Regions from separate parts of the Homo sapiens genome. Here region 1 is linked to region 2. Evidence: chromatin contacts called from ENCODE Hi-C or POLR2A ChIA-PET data. All regions are on one chromosome and are shown on one strand. Each heading gives the region's core, a stretch centred on a gene start or an enhancer-like site at or near the end of the contact. The rest is flanking DNA. Distances are from core to core; before and after follow the strand shown. Region 1 overlaps EXOC4 (exocyst complex component 4). Region 2 overlaps CHCHD3 (coiled-coil-helix-coiled-coil-helix domain containing 3).

What was found. A loop is a pair of places that touch in the nucleus more often than their neighbours do. ChIA-PET counts read pairs that join two places held with the same protein, here RNA polymerase II (POLR2A). Pooled maps may share reads with other maps.
Region 1: a loop to region 2 is called in a map of mammary epithelial cell, with 4 times the contacts of the local background. The contact joins two enhancer-like sites. A Hi-C loop is called at or near these places in 1 of 168 maps with a recorded cell type or tissue (mammary epithelial cell) and 3 of 50 pooled maps. POLR2A ChIA-PET finds 5 or more read pairs at or near these places in 1 of 52 experiments (AG04450).

The regions. Positions count from the first base shown.
Region 1 is chr7:133,851,378-133,858,173 of GRCh38, reverse strand. All of the region lies in intron 11 of EXOC4 (exocyst complex component 4), which reads right to left. Among named protein-coding and RNA genes, the nearest start is that of LRGUK, 270 kb to the left of the region's middle. Within about 2 kb of position 5,038, at least 3 of the 41 ENCODE cell types and tissues checked have a DNase peak (open chromatin) inside an H3K27ac peak, as active enhancers do; they include mammary epithelial cell, where a contact is called at or near this core.
Region 2 is chr7:133,050,787-133,058,135 of GRCh38, reverse strand. All of the region lies in intron 2 of CHCHD3 (coiled-coil-helix-coiled-coil-helix domain containing 3), which reads left to right. Among named protein-coding and RNA genes, the nearest start is that of MIR3654, 20 kb to the right of the region's middle. Within about 2 kb of position 4,380, at least 9 of the 41 ENCODE cell types and tissues checked have a DNase peak (open chromatin) inside an H3K27ac peak, as active enhancers do; they include mammary epithelial cell, where a contact is called at or near this core.

The sequences.
Region 1 (6,796 bases), core at 3,789-6,288, 800 kb before region 2:
CAGAACACACCGAATGGTGGGTGCGAAAAGGGCTGTAACACTTTCCTGGCCAGCTCCTTGAGCTGCGGACGATGACATGCTCCTGTTCATCAGACTGTGGCAGTGAACACTGGTGACGCTTCTGTGGGCCCAGACCTCAGGATTCCCCAAGCCAGAGCTGTAGCACTATAGCCCTCCTGCCCTCCGCTGGTGTTGGGCGGCTACCCCATGTGACGGGAAGCAGCAATGGGGCCAGGGCAGCCTGGGAGCTGTACGCCAGAGTGAGGCGGTGGGACTGAATGAGGCAAAGACATGCCTCCCCCCACGCCCGATCCGCCGAGCTGTGGGTGGTGGAAATGAGAGAGCTGCAGAGCGCCTCCACACCCACCCCTTGGGGCTCTGTGGTTGCTGGCATCTCCGAGTTTTCAGATGTCACCACATTCCCCTCATCCAGATGCTGGCACCCACAAGAGAAGCTGCTTGTGGTATGCCTAGTCCAGCTGTAGGCTTGCACGGAGCCTGGAGCTGCCTGCCCTGCCGCAGCAGCTGGGGTGTCTGGCTGTGTGCACTGGCTGGACCCCATGCTTAGTGGCGCACACACCCCTCGCTGCTCCATGCCTGGCTTGCCCTCAGTGGGCATGGGTCTGGGTCTGTAGCATGAGCCGAGCAGCACAGCCTGGCAGCCCAGGGGACAGAACAAGCCCAACGGGCATGAGTGAAACTCAAGCAGAGGCGCCGCCAGCCACAGAGGGTTCTGGCTGGTGAAGTGACACCCGAAGGATCCTGTGACACTAAGACAATCATCCAGGGAGGTTAAGTAGAGGTAAAATATATATATATATATATATATATATATATATATATATATACGTGTATATATATATATATATATACGTGTATATATATATATATATATACGTGTATATATATATATATATATATATATATATGTGACACTAAGACAATCATCCAGGGAGGTTAAGTAGAGGTAAAATATATATATATATATATATATATATATATATATATATATATATATATATATACGTGTATGTGTATATATATATACATATATATATACACATATATATATATATAAAGACGGAGTCTCTCTCTGTTGCCCAGGCTGGAGTGCAGTGGCGTGATCTCGGCTCACTGCAACCTCTGCCTCCCGGGTTCGAGCGATTCTCCTGCCTCAGACTCCCAAGTAGCTGGGACTACAGGCATGTGCCACCAGGCCTAATTTTTTTGTATTTTTAGTAGAGACGGGGTTTCACCGTGTTAGCCAGGATGGTCTCGATCTCCTGACCTCGTGATCCGCCTGCCTTGGCCTCCCAAAGTGCTGAGCTAACACACCCGGCCTTTAGTGGAGGTAATATTTTTTAAAGTGTTCTGTTTCTCTATTGCATTTATGGCTTTAGATAAGAACCTATCAAGTAGGGCCCAAGAGGCATCAAGAAGCCTAGAGATGCAGAATGAAGCATCTGGATCTCCTATGAGCTACATTAATTGGCCACTGCCCTACCCATTCCAATTCATAGTTATTATTATAAATGTAAATGATATCTAAGAGGTACCATAGTATAAAATGTATGGAAGATGATAAAAATCACACATTTATTCATTCAACACATTTTCTCTCTCTACTACATGTTGGATACTCCACTAGGAGCTGCACACACAGTGAGAAGACAATCTCTCCATACTCAAGGAATTCAGACTTGTGAGTGAGAGAAGTAAACAGGCAATTACAAAAAATGTGACACCACAATGTTAGTAAATGGCAGTGTCAGGGATCAGGCCCAGGCAGTGTGCTCCAGGTGCTTAGGCATTTGGATGCTCTCTCACAACTCACTAAAGCATCACACATATTATTTTCCCACTTACAATGGCACCAATAACCTAAATCTATGTAGCACTGACCTTCTTTTAAACACATTACTGATTGAATTCCCATATAGGTGCTGTAGATTGGTATTACTTCCGTTTTATAGCTAAGGCTCGAGGAAGTTAGGCTTCCTGTGAAAGGCCACATAGCTAGTGAGAAGCAGGTCTGGAATCTGTTCCTGTGTCTCATTCCAAAGCCCATGCTCTTTTAATGACACAGGGCAGTTTCTTACAATTAATAAGCATGTAGGGTTTGATAAAGTACTTTTACGTGTTCCAGATCTTTTAACCTTCCTGGCAATTCTGTGAGGTAACTATCTCAAATGACAGGTAAGAAAATCAAGGCTCAGGATGGTGAGGGATAGGACCTATTTATATGGGTGACAACCTACGTACATGGTTGATAAAGCCAAAGGCTTAAAACTAGGTGCCAAAGCAGGCTTAAAATCAGCGCCTTCTCTGTAGACAGATGCAGTCTACATCTGTAGATATAACGCTTACAGATAATTATTGCAGCCATGTAATAACTGTTCACTAACTTTCTTGAGTGGGAAGGGGTATATAAGATTAACTGCTTTGACTGGCAGATGGATCGTGGGGAGCTGGCTAAGGCTTACTTTCTTATCAGTAGTTGCTTTTACCCTCCTCCCAAAGAGAAAGGTACACACTATGTTTTTCAAAATCATTGATCATTCTATTATGGTTAACAGTGCTATTACATCACTACACAGGCACTTAGGGTGGAGAAAAATGAATGTGGAGATTTGAAGGTTATAGGCTAAAATGTGAATCCCAGGGTCCTAGAATAAAAGCCACATATCTCCAAATGTGCTGATATCTTTAGAATTGAGATAATCAATTCTCCCTGCCTGATAAATGGAAGACATACAGACATGGGCGTGTGTACATCTTTTCATTTCTCGATAGAAGAAATCTGACAGGGTACCTGCTGTAATATAGAGGTACAGTTGAAATCTGCTGTGGAACTAAGTTCGTTTTCTGGTTTAGATTAGTAGATTATTCCAGGAAGGTTGGTTCAGGAGGACTGAGAGAGTATAAAGCAGCAGAGGTGCTCTACTGATTGTCTGGGGTAAGCCGTACATGAAAAACAACTGTCCACTTCTCTTTGCTGATAAAAAAAATATATATATTTATATATATATTTATATATATATATATTTATATATATATATTTATATATATTTATATATATATTTATATATATTTAGATATATTTAGATATATTTAGATATATTTAGATATATATATATTTAGATATATATATAGCCTTAGGAATAGAGAAGCCATTATAATCCAATAATCAGCTAGAGGGCAGCACTGTGTCATCTACTTGCTGCAAATGAGAAAGACATGAAGACAATATGAGAATCATAAAAAGTAGGGATGATATACTGCACAAGTCTCTAGCTGATGATCTAGATCATAAAGTGTCTTCCTTTTTTTAATTAATGCCAACAGGCAAGTTTTTTTTTTTATTGGCTTCTAGGGAATAAGGAAAAGGGATGGTGAGGAGGATACACCCAAGCAGATGAAATGGCTAAGAGGGACTATTTGAAGGTAGGGCTGGAGTGGGAGTTAGGAGGGCTCAAAAGTTTAAAGTGCCTTGGGGTCCCACACAGCCTCTCAATTTTGCTGATGGCTGTGCTTGTGTTTTAAAAATAAAATATCTGCTGAGTGGATTAAAGGAGTGAATTGAATTCCCGAGGCTCCGATTACTTTTCCCTTTGCCAGTTTTTATCAGCAACGATCAGTAAGACTGTCAGATCTGATGTAAGCTGCCTTCCTCTTGCACTCTTCTTTAGCTTCACAGCATGTGAAGCACAGGATTAAAATGTATGTGTGTGTGTGTGTGTGTGTGTGTGTGTGTGTGTGTGTGTGCTCTTTCAACAACTGAGCCCAGTTGAGAAGAATGCTAAAGAAAATTCCCTAGGAATCGGAGGACCAATAAGAGGTGGCAAGCATGTGCAAGAGAACACCATCCTTGGTCTCGAAGGTATGGCCCTCCATCAGTCCCCAGAGTCCGTCATTCCCAGCTCTACCCCAGCCTCACCCTGAGGAACAGGGAGCTGGACAGCTCGTGTCTGCAGAGGCATGTGTAAAGTGATGCTACTGATGTGTTATTATAAGGCCTCTCCCCACAGCCAAATGGGCTGGACCTTTTGACACACTCCCTCTCTCCCTGTGCACACTGATGCCCTGATGAGGCAGGTGCCTGCCAGTTCCTGGTTGAGGTTGTTTCCTCTGGGCACCACATCCACTTGGAGGTTAAACACTGCCTCCAGAGGGCAAATGGAAACAGTCAATGTTTTTGACTCACCCCGCCCCCTAGGGACTATAAACTGCTGAAACCTTGTTCGTGAATACTCTGTGCCCACAAATATGCCAGCCAAAGAATGCACCTAGAATGAGGGCACAGCACAAACAGGCTGCTCGGCTTACAGGAACCAGCAAGTTCTTCTCGGGTTTAATCTGTCCAGAAGAGGGGGGAAATGTCTCTAGAATAGGATCACTATAGAGACATTCCTCAGAGATGAATACAAACATGAGCATGGGGAAGGGCTCAATAAACACTGGCTAACTGTATCACACTGAAGCAGGACGTCTCCCCACTGGCAATGGTTGGGAATGGTTTCCCAGTTCTCAGGTGTGCCTAAGCTACTTAGATATTAGGGCAAAGAAAGATTTTCTTTCCCTATAAAATAGATAGAGGTGGCGATAGTCAAAAACTGATGAGATACTGACAATACGAATATTGAAACCAGGTGCAGTGGTGCATGCCTGTAGTCTCAGCTACTCAAGAAGTTGAGGTGGGAGGATTGCTTGAGCCTACAAGTTCAAGACCAGCCTGGGCAACATAATGAGACCCTCTCTCCATGACTCTAAAAAGTTGTGTGTGTGTGTGTGTGTGTGTGTGTGTGTGTGTGTGTGTGTGTGTGTGTGTTAAAGAGAGAGAGAGAGAGAGACAGAAAGAGAGGGAGAGAGAAAGAGAGGGCGAGGGACAGACAAACAGAAAGAAACAAAGAAAGAAACAGATGGTAACAGAGCCCAGCCAACTACATGAAGCAGGTATTCCATCTAGTGAATAAGCACATAGTTACCCTCCATGTCATGCTAAAGAATGGCATTGTTCCAAAGAAGCTGGAGACGACCTCGATTGCTTAAACCACAGTCAAAATGCACTTAACTGGTACTTCTCTACCTTAGGCTACAGCCATTTACTGGATTCTGAACATTAGGAGCAAAAAGACAGGTAATTGACTAAATCCGGCTTCCAGTAACTTACTCCATGTCAGATTCTGCCAGGCCTTCAAGGAATACTTGACAGCAGAGATGCCCGATTGTGCATTTATTTATTGTTTTGTTTTTTGTTACTCTTTGGTCCCTAGATCATTGTGAAAGTAAGCAATAAATGTGCTTTGTGTGAATTTTAAGGATGGATTTTAAGTGGCAGCAAATGTTGCTATTCCTTTCCCTTAGAAAAAAATGTTTTTTATCAAACAAGACTCTATAAGCTTTTACTTGTTCCCCAATCTCCACCCCAAGGACAGGAGTCAGGAAAATGCTATGCTTATTTTTTTAAAAGCGGGGGAAAGGATTTTAGAAACTATTGATTAAACTTCAATCATCCCTTGGGTTATGAATATTTAGACAAAGAAATGTTAACTAAGAGCCATTATACATTCACCTAGATATTATGCTAATTTTCTTTTCTTTTCCTACAGGATTAGCAGACTAAGAGACCTATATGTGTTGAATTATCTCATGGGCTATCCTTGCAGTAAAAATATGAGGAAATGAAAATTCATGTAGTCAAATATTAGCAGGTGGTTGAAAAGCTATCCTGAGAAAAGGTCGCTTAATGGATTCTTTCAACTAAAGGGATACTTGTAACAGACTATAGTCCTTAGAAATGACCTATATATGTAATCCCAGCTACTCGGGAGGCTGAGGCAGGAGAATGGCTTGAACCCGGGAGGCAGAGGTTGAGGTGAGCAGAGATTGCACCACTGCATTCCAGCCTGGGTGACAGAGCAAGACTCCGTCTCAAAAAAAAAAAAAAATGCTCTATACAATGACTTTATTGCCAACTTTGAATAAAAAATTTATTTATTAAACTTAAAACCCAAAAGCTGAGACTGCTTTAGTATTACTAACGACAAAGTCAGGATTCAACATTATTCTAATAAGGCTTGAGAACAAAATTATAAAATTTAAGAGCAACAAATGTTTTTCACTGAGATTCCAAATTACTGGTTTTGTCAAGATTATAAGAAAATTTTAAAAGATCTGGGTATTTTAATTTGCCAAAAATAAGTTTGTATGAGAAGTTTGACTAGGTTCTTAGAAAAACAATGGCGACAACCAAAAATCCTGGGCTGGACTAACAGCAGTATAATGTAGTATGATGACTCGTGGGAAGATCAAATCAACTGGAATGAACTGTTGAAGTTTGTGACACTCTCCTGCTTAAAATCTTCCAATGGCCACCTACTATGCTTACAAACTATACTTACCTGAGCCATGGTAACACAGCTATGATGCCTTAAATACGCTGGCTGCTGCCTTCCTCTCTGATATTGCTGAAGTGACTCTCCTCTTCTCTTGCTCTACTTTCCACATGACCTCTCTTTCTTTTGACAAGACTCATGTTCACCATAGAGCCTGCCATGCACCACTCCCTCTGGCTGTAATGTGCTGCCCACAGATCTTCATTCACTCCCTGGCTCCTCTGTATTATTCAGGAACAGCTCAAATGGCACCTTCTGAGATGCTTTCCCCATCACTGATCAAAACATGCCACCCTGGCAGGGCCAGTGGCTCACACCTGTAGTCCCAGCACTTTGGGAGGCCAAGACAGGAAGACGGGTTGAGCTCAGGAGTTCGAGACCAGCTGGGGTAACATAGCAAG
Region 2 (7,349 bases), core at 3,131-5,630:
GAGGCCAGCTAAGCAGCTTTTGTTTAATTTTGTGGGACAGCAAAGATACTCATTGAGCACAATATGTTTCTTTAATTTTTCTTAATAACATGTTGTCTTCTCTGGGAATCTGATGGGATTGAGCCCATACACTGCTTTTGTGAAATTTTTTAAAACTTTTCTAAAAATGTTGCTTTAATATTCCATCTCAGAAACTTTTGAGAGTGGGCATTATAAGATTATGGGAAGTTATAATCCTGTTTTCATGATTCTTTGACCTTTGACATATTTTATTTTTTTAATAAATCTTTAAAGAAAATTAAATATATGTATGTGTATAATGAAAAAGTATTTTTGCTCAAGCTTGATAAACATACAAATAATAAATTTTTCCTCTAATTATTTTTTCCTGTCCTATTAAACATACCTCTACTGACATAGGCACTATTTCATAACCCGTGTTCATCTTTTTTGCAAAAATGACATTTACAAAAGTGATGACATAAAACTTGTTAAAAATGGTGATTTTAAAAATTGTTCATGATTGATTATAGGACTTTGAGCTGAAACCTTTTTTCTTTTTTTTTCTTTTTTTGAGACGAGGTCTTACTGTATCACCCTAGCTGGAGTGCTATGGTATGGTAATGGCTCACTGCAGCCTTGAACTGCTGGGCTCAAGGAGATTCTCCTATCTCAGCCTCCTGAGTAGCTGGGACTACAGGCAGGTGCCCCCACACTGCCAATTTTTAATTTTTTTTGTAGAGACAGGATCTTGCTATGTTGCTCAGGCTGGTCTCAAACTCCTGGCTTCATTCCATCCTTCTGTCTCAGCTTCACAAAGTGCTGGGATTATAGGCATGAGCCATTGAGCCTGGCCTGAACTGAAACTTTTTAAGGCTATGTTATATTTTGATTGAGAACTACCTTTTTCTCTCCATCCAAGTAAAATTCTTTTAGTTGAACAAACACCTCCCTATTCCCAGCCCTGCAGCATCATCTGTGATGTGCCTCAATAGGTGTAACTTGAACCAGCCGAACCAGACCCAATTGCAAAGGCCAACTGAAATCACCATCTGTGCTTTACTGGCAGTGATGTAATGTGATTGCATGCTTTCAGAAATAGGGCTACAGAGGAAATGAACCCCAGTTCTTCACATGGGAAATGGAAAGGTGGTAGTTAAATCACCACTGAATAGAGGAGAGAGAGAGAGAGTGAGCTCATGTGGTGTATATTTAGTGTTCAAAGGGCTTTTGCCATTTAATAGTTGTGTGATCATGGACAAGTTGTCTCATTTTTCTTCAGAATAAAATGGGGAGACTAATGCCAATTTCTCATGGTTGCCATGGAGACTAAATGAGAAAATATACAGGTGCTGAGTGAAATATAGCAGGTGATCACTAAGTATCCTTTTCTTTTTTTCTTCTTTAACACAGAAGCATCCAGGGCCATAACTTCACTGCCACCTTTTACCTGTTCCACATTGACTCTTGCCAAGTGAACTACTTTCTGTCTACCCTCTTTGGCTTTCATTTGGTTTTCTGTGCCCTTGTTCCAACAAACATTTATTTATTTATTACTGGCTATGTGCCAGACACTGTACTAAGTGCCAGAGTTTCAAAGATGAATAGGTCAGAGATGTGACTGCCGACTAACTCTGCATAGGGCGGTCAGGGCAGACTTCAGGAAAGGGGTGGTGATGATGTTTGAGCTGAATATTGAAGGAGGAATAATAGGAGTTTACCAATCAGACATGATGGAATTGGTGGTGGGGGCGAGGAGGAGAAAGGGCATTTCTTGGGAGAAGGATGATGTGCGATGATGGGTGCATTGGTTACAGTCATAAAGGGCTTGGTGATTTCTGTGAATTATAACTAGTTATATTTATTTGAAATGCACGTACTTGGTGGGAGATGAGGTTACAAGGAGTAAATACGAATAGACTGACAAAGCTAAGGAGTGGGGATTTGCTTCTATAGTAAATGGCTCTAACCCTACATTTTTTTTTTTTTGAGGCATAGTCTTGCTCTGTTACCTAGGCCGAATGCAGTGGTGTGATCATAGATCACTGCAGCCTTGACCTTCTGGGTGCAAACAATCCTCCCTCCTCAGTTTCCTGAGTAGTTTGGGTTACAAGTGTGTGCCACCACCACATTTGGCAGACTTTTTTCTTTTTTGTAGAGACGGGGTCTCACTCTGTTGCTCAGGCTGGTCTCTAACTCTTGGGCTGAAGTGATTCTTCTGCTCAGCCTCCCAAAGCACAGGCGTGATTACAGGTGTGAGCCACTGCCCTGGCTCTATCCTTACATCTTTATACTATTTTTAATTAATATATATGTGTGAGTATGGTGGGGGAGGAGTGAGGGAGAGATATCACCTCCAAAGTCACCTCAACAGAACTTTTCTTGATCCTATTTGCCTTCCTCTAAACTCACATGACATTTTATCTATATTTTTCTCTTGGCAGTCAGTATTTTATGTATACACACACATATAATTATATATAATTAACTATAATATAATTAAATGTATAACACATGTTATAATTAATTATAATTTGATATATAACACAATTATATTAGAATTAATTATAATAAATACATAATAATTATAAACAATTATAATTAAATATGTAACAATTATATTATAATTAATTATAATAAATATATAACAATTATAATTAATTACATAACATAATTATAATTAATTATAATAAATACATAACAAATATAATTATGATTACTATATAACATAACTATTATAATTATATAACATAATTATAATTAATTATAATCAAATATATAATACAACTAATTATAAATATATAACAATTATATATAATATATTCAACTAATTATTCTAATTAAATAGATAATATAATTATAATTAATTATAATATATAAGTATATTATAAACATATAAGTATATGCAAAATTATATGTGTATATTTTATATACATATCATTATATATTAAGAATACATAATTTTTGTTTTTTTAAAGAGATGAGGTCTCACTGTTTTTCCCAGGCTGAACTCAAACTCTTGGGTTCAAGTGATACTCCCACCTCAGCCTTCCAAGTAGCTGGGATTAAAGGTGAGTGCCACCATGCCAGGCCCCTCTACATTTTAAAAACGGTTACTTATTTATAACTCTGTTAGCACCTTTACTATACATTAAGCTCCTTGTGGGCAGAAGGCATACCTGAGAGCCCCTGGTTCCTTTGTGACCCATATGGCATCTGTCTGACCTGTAGAAGGTGCTCAAGAAACACTTGACAATGGAATGAATGAATGGATGGGCCTGTGATCATCCCCAGCTTCTTCAGAATACTTTCCACTTCAAAAACATGTTTGATGAAAGCAGTCAGTCACAAAAGACCACATACTAAATGATCCCATTTATAGGAAATGTCCAGTATAGGCAAATGTATAAAGAGCAGAAGTGGTGGTTGCCTAGGGCTGGGGTGGTGGTGGTGGTAACAAGGATAGGGAGTCACTGCTGATTGTTGCACAACTCTGAGGATATACTAAACACCATTGCATGGTACTTTAAATGGGTAAATTTTATGTTATACACATTTTGTGTCAATAAAGCTTTTGAAATACTTTTGAAATTTTGTCAAATTTTAACAAAAGTATCTTTAAATGCATTTTTTTCCTGTTTTTATGTTTACCGTATATACATAGGGACTTGCATTATATAATATTTATTGTTATTTTTTGAAGTTTGGACTGGGAGCTCATAGCATGTGCTTTGGGACTTCATTAACCATTTCAGAGATGCAAGGCAGTGTGAGAGGGAATTCTTGTGAGCCTATGCAGAATGACCTCATTCTCTCTGTCAGAGAAATACTGCACTAAGTTATTTTAGTATTAGCAGAATGTCGTTGTTGGATATATTTGGACAGTATATTTTTGTTTCAAGTCATTGAAGAAGTTTGTCTTCATGGAGTAATATATTGCTTTATCTTAATAAATAGGCATAGCATTGGCAGAAGTACAAGGAATGGTGCTATTTTTCTGTCACCTTCAGAATGAAGAGGTAGGTATAGTTTGTTTTTTAGCCTGTTGATCTTGTACTTCTCATTAACAGGTACTTTATTTTTAAAAGTATGTTTTACATTAAAATAGCATTTGTGCACTAATGAAGCAATACTTATTAATAAAACATGCCCTTAGATAAATTGTTTAATGCAGTTTTCTTTTTTCTTCCACATTGTGGGGACTAGTGGTTTCTGTGTTGATGAAAGAGCAGGGAGCATCTTTTCTTGTGTGTTCATTCATGCAAAATTTTGCCCTCTTGAAAAATGAACAAAGATCATAGCCAGAAGGTATTTATCATGCAGTTAACCACAAGAAATCTTGAATGAGATCATCATCAAGTAACTTAAATAAAACAGTTATTTTCTGACACTTTATCACCAGAGTCATTCTTTAGGACACTTAGCATTATTATGTATGCATTTTTCTTTTTCATATAATTGCCAACTATTTTGAAGAATGGGATGCTTCAGATTAACGTCTTGGGAGGGAGACACAATCTACTTGACCCTGATTTAAAGGAATAGTGGAAGTGGGTGGTTCTTCACCACACATGTGATTGTTACTAGGGATTCTTCATAGACTCTGTCATAGCAAAAGTATTATATTTGGCTTCTCATGACGTGTCCCGTGACTAGCAGAGTGTTGCTCAGTGGAATGGCTTGGGCTGAATCAGTAGGTCTTTCCAAGTATAAATTTGAGTGCTCACTAGACCAGAGAGAGGCAGAGGCGTCAGGATTTGGTGGGAGATTCTCTGAGTGTTGCAAATAGTCCCCATCCCTCCTGTGCATGACCCAAGAGTTTGCTCTGAGACACCTATTGAATAAATGGCCAGCCAGCACTGTGGTTAGGTGAAAGGAGCACGAATATTGATAGATATTTAAGCCCTGACGTGACTGAGCCTGGCCTTCAGCTTTGCCTCTTACTATATTTGTGATGTCCAAGAGTGACAGGGGCTAACATAGCTATAAATAAGCAACTATTAAGAAATTGTAAAAAGCAGTGACTGCCAAGAGAAAAATATAGAGAAAATGCCGTGTGAATTTGGAGGAAGTTTAGAGTGATAGGAGCTGTGTGCCAAAGCCACTAGTCTTTCTTGGGCAATTCCCATTATGGAACAAAGGGATCCAGAATGCATTTTCCCAAAGAAAGAATGAGTACAGATGAAATATTGTTGTTAGAATAATTCTTCAGGCTTATCATGGGTTTTTGGGTTAACTTGGAAACCCAAATAGCATTTTACTTTTTAATGACGAATATACAAATGAGCTATGGCACCCCTGAAGAGTTGGCATGGTTTTCCATAGCTGCGGTCAAGGTTGGCTCCTTTCTGTACAGGTTTTCCATATGTCTTGTGAGAGGGTTTGAAATATCAACTTTGGATTCCAACATCTGAGTTCAGTTATTGTCTCTATGCAGTTTTGATTACAAGCAAACATTTGTATACATACAAATGTGTGTCTGTGTATGTGTGTTTGTCACTTAAGAAAATAATGTGTCAACCACAGATATGTTAGTATGAGCATTTTAACAGTTCGTTAGTCACTGAAGTTTTTTTGCAGTACAGGCTAATGCCAAAGGCAAGCTTTCTCCTGCTTGCTGTTTTGCCCAGGGCTGGCATGGCTGGTCAGTGACATCAAGGGATTGTAACAATTCACTTTTATAATAGTTGATATAATTTTGGTTGGCTTTTGTTTATTCACTATTTCAAGTATGATGGTGGTGGTTTTTTGTTTTTGCTTTTCTCTGCTTCAAAGCTATCAACGATTGCATTCCTCTCCTCCACTAAACTTTATGTAGGAGGGAGGGAGGATTTAGTACCTGCACATGGAAATACTTTGATGCTGTGTCGGGTCATTTTTCAGGGAGACAGAGGCCAGAGTCTGTGAAGGTCTGTAGCTGCAGAATGGTTAGCACAGAGGCAATTGATACAATGAGGGGGCTCAGGTTTTGGGACCAGCCAGCCCTGAGTCACCATGGGGCTCTTTATAACATTGGAATAATACTTAACTCAGGGCTAACCTAATGCCTAGAACATTGTAGAATCAGTAGAGACTAAATTGGCATGGTATTGGATTGCTGACTAGAAATACTTCTATCTCAACCTTATAACCAACTGGCTGTTTTACCTTGGGTATGTTTCTTTATTTCTCTGGGCCTTAGTGTTCTTATCTGTCAGATGGTGGAATGGACTGTTATCTCTAAGATTCCCTTGATAGATTCTGAGCTTTTTAGATAAGAACCATTTTCATTCGTCTTTGTTTCCTAACACTGCGATTATACTTGGACAAAACATTTTTTTGAACGAATGATTAGATTTGCAGCTATAGTTATATAGCTACATATAGTTATAATTATGAGCTTATTTGTATATGTCTGTGAACATTTATAAATGAGAATTGTCTTTTTTTGAGGTTATCCTCAAGCAGCCTGAAATGCAATTTTATCTCTAAATGTTCATTCATACATATACATATGTGTGTATGCCTAGAACTAATATATAAAATTTAAAAATTAGAAAAAAATAAAAATGATCAAGGTGCAAGAGTATACGTTTAAACAAATCTATTGCTTTAGAAGAATTTATTTATGTTGCATTATTTGGATATGATGCTTAGAATAACTTGGCTAGTAGAAAAATGCTGTTGGCAGCTTCTAGGTTTAAAAAAAGCACCCCAGAGAATTAGGGAAAAAATAGTAGTTAAAAGGGTACTGTCAAGGTTGGTAGGTCTAAATTTAACAGAGCAGCTGTGTTTTGGTTTGGAAGGGTGTGTGTGTCATGCTATCTCCCCGCGCTGTTTGCTTGCCCTGTTATGAGGCAGAAACATGTTATAATGGAGATAGAGATCCTGCCTTTTGAAATGCAGCCTCAAGAAGTGGCTGCTTGAATGTTGCAGTGCCCCCACTGGCTTACAAGAACCTTGTCAGTGTTTGGAGAAGTTTAAAGCTAGCAGGTGTAATTGTTGTTATGCTTTCTGGCTTGGCTGTGGTCTTTTTCTGAAGGAACTCTTCAAGAACATTGAGCAGTATTCTCTGTGCTTGAAATATTGTGTTTTATTGCATTTAAGATGCCAGTAATTATAAGATTTTATTTTATTTTTTGAGATGGAGTCTTGCTCTGTCACCCAGCCTGGAGAGCAGTGGTTCAATCTCAGCTCACTGCAGTCTCTGCCTCCTGGGTTCAAGTGATTCTGGTGCCTCAGCCTCCTGAGTAGCTGGGATTACAGGCACGTTCCACCACGCCTGGCTAATTTTTTGTATTTTTAGCAGAGACAGGGCTTTGCCATGTCGGTCAGGCTGGTGTCAAACTCCTGACCTCAAGTGGTCTATC